Linked DNA regions of Homo sapiens: region 2 is linked to region 1. The links are chromatin loops, found by intact Hi-C in ENCODE. Cell type or tissue: A673. All regions are shown on one strand. Links, peaks and the distances in the headings refer to the core of each region. The heading gives the core; the rest is flanking DNA.

Region 1 (2,922 bases), core at 325-2,824:
GACAGACTGTCTTTATAACAAACTAGCATTTAAGAAGATCCAATAATTATAGAATATTTCCCCAAATTTTACTCTATTTGTGAAATACTCCAGGGAACTCAGAAAGTTTTAACATAACATCAGAGCCTGTGAGTTTGGAAGGCCTATTTATATTTCAGCTATTTCTCTGGCATTTGCCCAGTGATAATATATTGGGATATTCTGGAACCCCCTAGGAGACACCAACATGTTATAGAAGCAGCATATGGTATCTGTCTCTGATTGATATAAAAATTATTTTCTAATTATTTGGCCATGCTATTCCATTTTTCCTCTTTCAAAAAGAATTCCACTCTTCATTTTTTTTTTTTTCAGTCTGTTTCTTCTTAGTAAGTCACTGGCATTACATTCAGGTACTTTTAGTATTCTCTATTTCTTTACCTCACAAACCTTTTTAGACCATATTTAAATTGTAGTAATTTTTAAAAGCTGTATGACATGATCCTTTTGACACATCAAGGCCATCATGATATAGCTTTCCAATGTCTTAACCTTTATGGGATTTACTGGTTTTAAATTCTTCTATCTTACCTAGAATTGACTGATGTTTCCCAGAAGGTCAGGATATCAATGCTAATTTTAGCATCCTAACTAATAGAAAACTCTAAAAGTGGTAAAGATGTTTATTCCATTTTTTGTTTTTTGACAACTGATAATCAAGGAGTTAGTCGATTTTCTTTAAATCAACTTTTAAAATCAAATCAGTCTTTTCCATCAATCCTCAACTATATAAATCGACATCTAAGTTTATATACCATGCAGTAGAGGCAGTAGTTTTAATTTTTTTGAAATTATGAAGAAACTTCTAAATATATATATTTAAATTAGAGTTAAAATTTTTATGTCAGTTTACCTATAAAAATAGAAATAAGCTGGCATAAGTTTAATTCATTTACCTACAGAGAATGGGAGTGGTCAGTTTTACTTCTTTAAAATCCTTATCTCAAAAATATGATGAAATGCTAAGTTACTTTTGAGTAGCGGGTACTCTGGAGTTTGTTATATTATTTTTTGTAATTGTTTGTATCACTTTGCACATTGTATTTTCCTCCAAGTAGAATAAAATAAAATAACAGCTTGGTCTGAAATCCTTTGATTTTTCTGGGCAAGTAGGAAGCTGGGTTATATGTTGGTGAAAATAGAAAACTTGCCTGTTTTGTTAGGTTGGATTAGTGTAGGTGAGATGTGCAGATGAGAAGTAAATGAGGGTGAATTTAATGTTAGCTCAATTAATGAGTGCAGAAACATGCAAAGAATTAGGGCGTGATTTAAGCAGGGACTTTCTGCACAATTATTTAAAGGTAACGTGTTGTCTATAAAAGGCATACATTTTCTCATGTATACATGACCCTCCCCACAAAAGTACAGTTTGCCACCTAGATTTTAGTGGTTGTCCTTTTAAGAGGCGGTTTCTGGTAATATCTGTTATATATCTAGTTTACATTTTTCAAACAGCCCCTCAAGTAGGAGTCCAATAATAAGAATTAAAGGAACTTGAGTTTTCCTTAATGTTTTAGGTGCATTATATGCTGCTTTTGAAAATGTGAAGGTGGAACTGATTTTGGCTGGGTGGAGAAGCATTAAACCCATTTTTCTCTTTATTTCCCCCCCACCTCCAACCTCCCAACATGCATTTTCTAAGGTTTACTCATTATAATTTTTAATTTTTACTTTTCAAAATTCACTTTTAATAGAAGGCTGTCAGATTGGCTCCAAGAGCAAACAGCAGGCTGACTGGCGCTTGGCGGAGGAGGGAGAGGGTCGCGCGTTGGGTCTGGGTTTGGGGCTGGGGCTGGAGCTGGCGGGTGGGGAGACTTCAGGAGGGGCCCTAGCAGAGAGACTGCAGTGACACTGCCCTCCCTGGGCTGGTTGAAGCATCTCACTGGTGACGGGTCTGAAAGCACGTGGCTACGTCATGGAAAGCCAGTCTTTTCAATGCAAACTTCAACTCCTCCTCCTCCTCCCTCTAATGCCTGTAACTCACATCCGAGGCTGGGCGAGGAATCCGGAGGGGAGATTTTCCTCATGCTCACGGTTGTTGGAAACTGGAAGAGTGAGAGGAAGGAGGAAGGGGATTTGTGGCGCTCTCTACCTACTACAAGACTGACAAGGGGAGGGGGCACCTAAATTTGCATCTTTTCTTCGTGGTGATTGAGAACTGCAGGTTCAAACCGATCCCACTGAGCACTGGCGATTGATTATAAAAAAAAATCGACACTGGGAGAAGGGAGGCTCTGTCTTCGGCTGTCAGACTCAATCTCGGAGGTGGTATTGGTGTGTGAGTGTGTGTGGTGGTGTTTTTTTTTCTTTTTTTTTCTTTTTTCTTTCTTTCTTTCCTCTTTTTTTTTTTTTCCTTCTCTCCTAGGGGCTACACAATGGCAGTCTTCTCTCAGTAAGATGAATCCTGCTTTGCCTTCTGCAGATCCACCCATCCTCATAGCGATCAAGTAAAAAGGCTATGGTTTTCTCTTTGGGGATCTTTTGTGCATTACTGTTCTCCCTGATTAGTTTTGATCTCAGTTGGGATCTCTTTGCTTTTCTGTTTGGCTTCATGCTGAAAAAGGATTTTTTCTCCAACCCTTTGGTAATAATCCGGTGGTGATCGAGGGGGGATAAATCATTCACCCTGGCCGAAAACAAACAATCACTGAGAAGTCTCAAAGAAATATACCACGTGAGGGGAAAAAACTGGGAGAAGATCCGGAATATTATCGTTTTTCCTATGGTAAAACCGGTGCCCCTCTTCAGGAGAACTGATTTCAAATTATTATTATGCAACCACAAGGATCTCTTCTTTCTCAGGGTGTCTAAGCTGCTGGATTGCTTTTCGCCCAAATCAATGTGGTTTCTTTGGAACATTTTCAGCAAAGGAACGCATATGCT
Region 2 (2,922 bases), core at 110-2,609, 150 kb before region 1:
TATATTATAAATATAGATCTACATTTTATACTGTATCTGTATAAAATATATCTGTATTTTATAAATAAGGAAGCTGACATTCAGATAAGTTAACTGACAGCAAATATAGGGCAGAATCATAATTGAAATTTACTGTCTCTTTGACGTCAAAGTCGCAAGCCTTTCTACCAGGCTATTCTGCTTCCTCAGAAATTTCTGCAAGTCAGCAATTTGAAATCTGAACAGAGAAACCAAACCTCCCATATGTTTATTTAACCTACCTGTACAACAACATATGCAGCCATAGATAAATGTCCACATATGAATTCCAACTTAACTTATGTTGAAAATATTCTCCCCAGTTGGGGCAGCAGAGTTTGGGAACTTAAGCTCCCGATCTCTGGAAACCAAGTGAGTTCTTCTTGGCAGGATTTCTTGGTAGGATCTCTGATGAGGTAGGGGCTTAAGGTCTTGAAAGAGATCCCAAGGGTTTGGGGAGCAAACTGCTTTGGAGGGGCACTTCACCATCTTTGGCTGGATTAGACCCTGGGCTCCAGAGTCTCTTCCTTCTGCCTGCTACTTCACGGAGAGTTTTGAGGAGCAGTGATTTTGTTTGCAGGCTTTCATTTCCACTGCAATTAATAGTTGATTCCGACGGGGGGTTCTTTCCTCTGGCCTACTGCTGAGTAGAATAAAATCTACTCTTTTAAAATCTACAGCTTTTCCCAAATAATTGATATAGGCATGGAACTCTTTAAGCATGTTTAGTGATTTTTAACCATAAGCAGTTATGGGGAAATACAGGGCAGAAATAGGAAAAAAGTAAAAACTTCTAAGAAGTCTCCCTAAAGCAGCTGCCGTTGATGTTTATTGGATGCTCACTCTCTTATCTTTCCCTTGCTACAAATTCATCTCTACTCTTAGGAGCTCCAATCTTCTCCTCTTTTTCTTCTAGAATTTGGGGCTCAAGTCTCACTTTCTTCTAAAAAAAGCTCCAGCCCACGTCTTCTCTTCTCAATTGCCGTCTCCTAGCTCTTGAACCTCATCCTTTTTATTTTGGAGTTTTTTGATTAGCCTCTTGGGGGCAGCAATCTCTCAGTTCTGAGTGACATTTTCCTGGACAGATGATGTTAAACTTCAAGTGAATCAGCGGCAGCTAATTTGTTTTGTCTTGTCTAGTGGAGTTTGTTGTGATGTCACTGTTTTAATTCTATGCTTCAATCCACTAACTGAAATAGTAAACCTGTGAATCAAAGTCAGATGTCTTCGTAAATTAACAAAGAACGAATTTGCATGTTCAATGAAAGGAGCAGTTGATAAATTGGCTCACAGCTTAATTTAGCTCATTTTCATTTTTCTGAAAATCTATAGAGTAAAATTCAGTTTTTTCATGAAATCACCCAAATAATTGGATTGTTAACTGTCTTATGTGTTTATTTCTATACCAGACTGTAACCTCCATGAGGCCAAAGGGAATAAGTTATTTTTTCATTTGTTTTTTAACTAGCCCAATGCTCATGAATGCATAGGTAATTAGTAATGTGAAAGCTACTGGCTTGAATTTAGTTCTTGTTTGTTTGTTTGTTTGTTAGTTTTAGAAACAGGGTCTTGTTACGTTGCCCAGGCTGGTCTCGTACTCCTGGCCCCAAGCAGTCTTCCCGCCTCAACTTCCCAAAATGCTGGGATTACAGGCGTGAGCCACTGTGCCCTGCCTCAATTCTTTTAATGAATATTTAAGTGTCTCTTTCAGGGCAAGCATAATGCCAGATAATTGGGACGCGAAGATAAATAAGATATAATCCCTTTATTCTCAAAGACCTCACATGTCTTATTTATTTTTGTGCCCTAAATCTTTATGCATTGATTTGAATCAGTAATAAGGACACGTGATTCCAAATTAGAATGATAGCTTCTACTTATGTCTCCATCCAGCCCGCACTCCCAGTCCAATCAATCCCCATTTGGTATCATCTTCACTAATTCCCCGTGTATCATTTTAGGGTTTCTTTTTGCAGACAGAGTGTACGCTCACGTGTGCGTGCGCACACACACACACACATTTTCCTTTCTTGCTTGCTTTCTTTCTTTTTCCTTCCTTCCTTCCTTCTTTTTCTTTCTCTCTCTCTCTCTTTCTTTCTTCTTTCTCTTTCTTTCTTTCTTTTCTTTCTTTCTCTCTTTCTTTCTTTCTCAAAAGTTAACAGGTAAACCATCCCTGACCTTTTTTTTTTCACTTAATGTATTACAAAGATCTTTTAATATCTGTACACAGAAAGTATTCCTATTCTGTTTTTAATGGCTGCGTAATATTCCATTGTGTGAATGATTGTTTAACCCAAGATTTCTCACCCTCAGTTCTAGTGAGAATTAAGGCTAGATAATTTTTGTCGTGGAGGTTGTCCTGTGCAATATAGGATGCTTAGCAGGATCCCTGGCCTTTACCCACTAGATGCCGTAAGTTTCCCTCTCTCCAGTTGTGACAACCAAAAATAAATCACTCCTGGTTGAAAATCCCTGGTTTAAACAATCCTCTAATGAGGAACATTTTTGTTGCTATCAAATTTTTATCATCACAAGCTATGCAGTAATGAGTAATCTTGTAACATGTTATTTTGCACATGTGCAAGGATATTTGTAGAATAAATTACTAGCTATGGGATTTCTTGGTTAAAGTGAAAGTACATTTTTAATTTTGGAAACATTGCAAAATTTCCCCCATAGAGATTGTGTCATGTTGTATTCCCATCAACAACGTATGAGATGCAATCACCTTTCTATGTGATAACTGAAAACCTAAAGAAACATGTATGAATGATGTATGCCAAAAGGTCATTGCACCCCTTCTGGTAAAGAAATCTGTGTTTGCACTAAGGAAGGTTGAATGACATGCAAATTCCATATTTTTGTACAGGTATCCTTCTGCCTAGACTTACACTATCAACCTAT

What was found. Hi-C counts contacts between places; a loop is a spot of excess contacts. Peaks named below come from ENCODE experiments on the same cell type or tissue, not always from the same donor. Only the 100,000 strongest peaks of a DNase experiment are listed, where the experiment ranks them.
Region 2: a loop joins it to region 1, with 4 times the contacts of the local background. A loop is called at or near these places in 5 of 110 quality-filtered maps.

The regions. Positions count from the first base shown.
Region 1 is chr13:102,401,518-102,404,439 of GRCh38, reverse strand. It overlaps a transcript of FGF14 not described here. Among named protein-coding and RNA genes, the nearest start is that of FGF14-AS2, 8.4 kb to the right of the region's middle. In A673, for the core only: a CTCF peak has its summit at 1,875; a DNase peak (open chromatin) is centred at 1,959; H3K4me3 peaks cover 852 bases; H3K27ac peaks cover 836 bases.
Region 2 is chr13:102,554,287-102,557,208 of GRCh38, reverse strand. No RefSeq gene overlaps it. Among named protein-coding and RNA genes, the nearest start is that of TPP2, 41 kb to the left of the region's middle. In A673, for the core only: a CTCF peak has its summit at 1,056 (motif pointing right); a DNase peak (open chromatin) is centred at 1,068; H3K4me3 peaks cover 790 bases.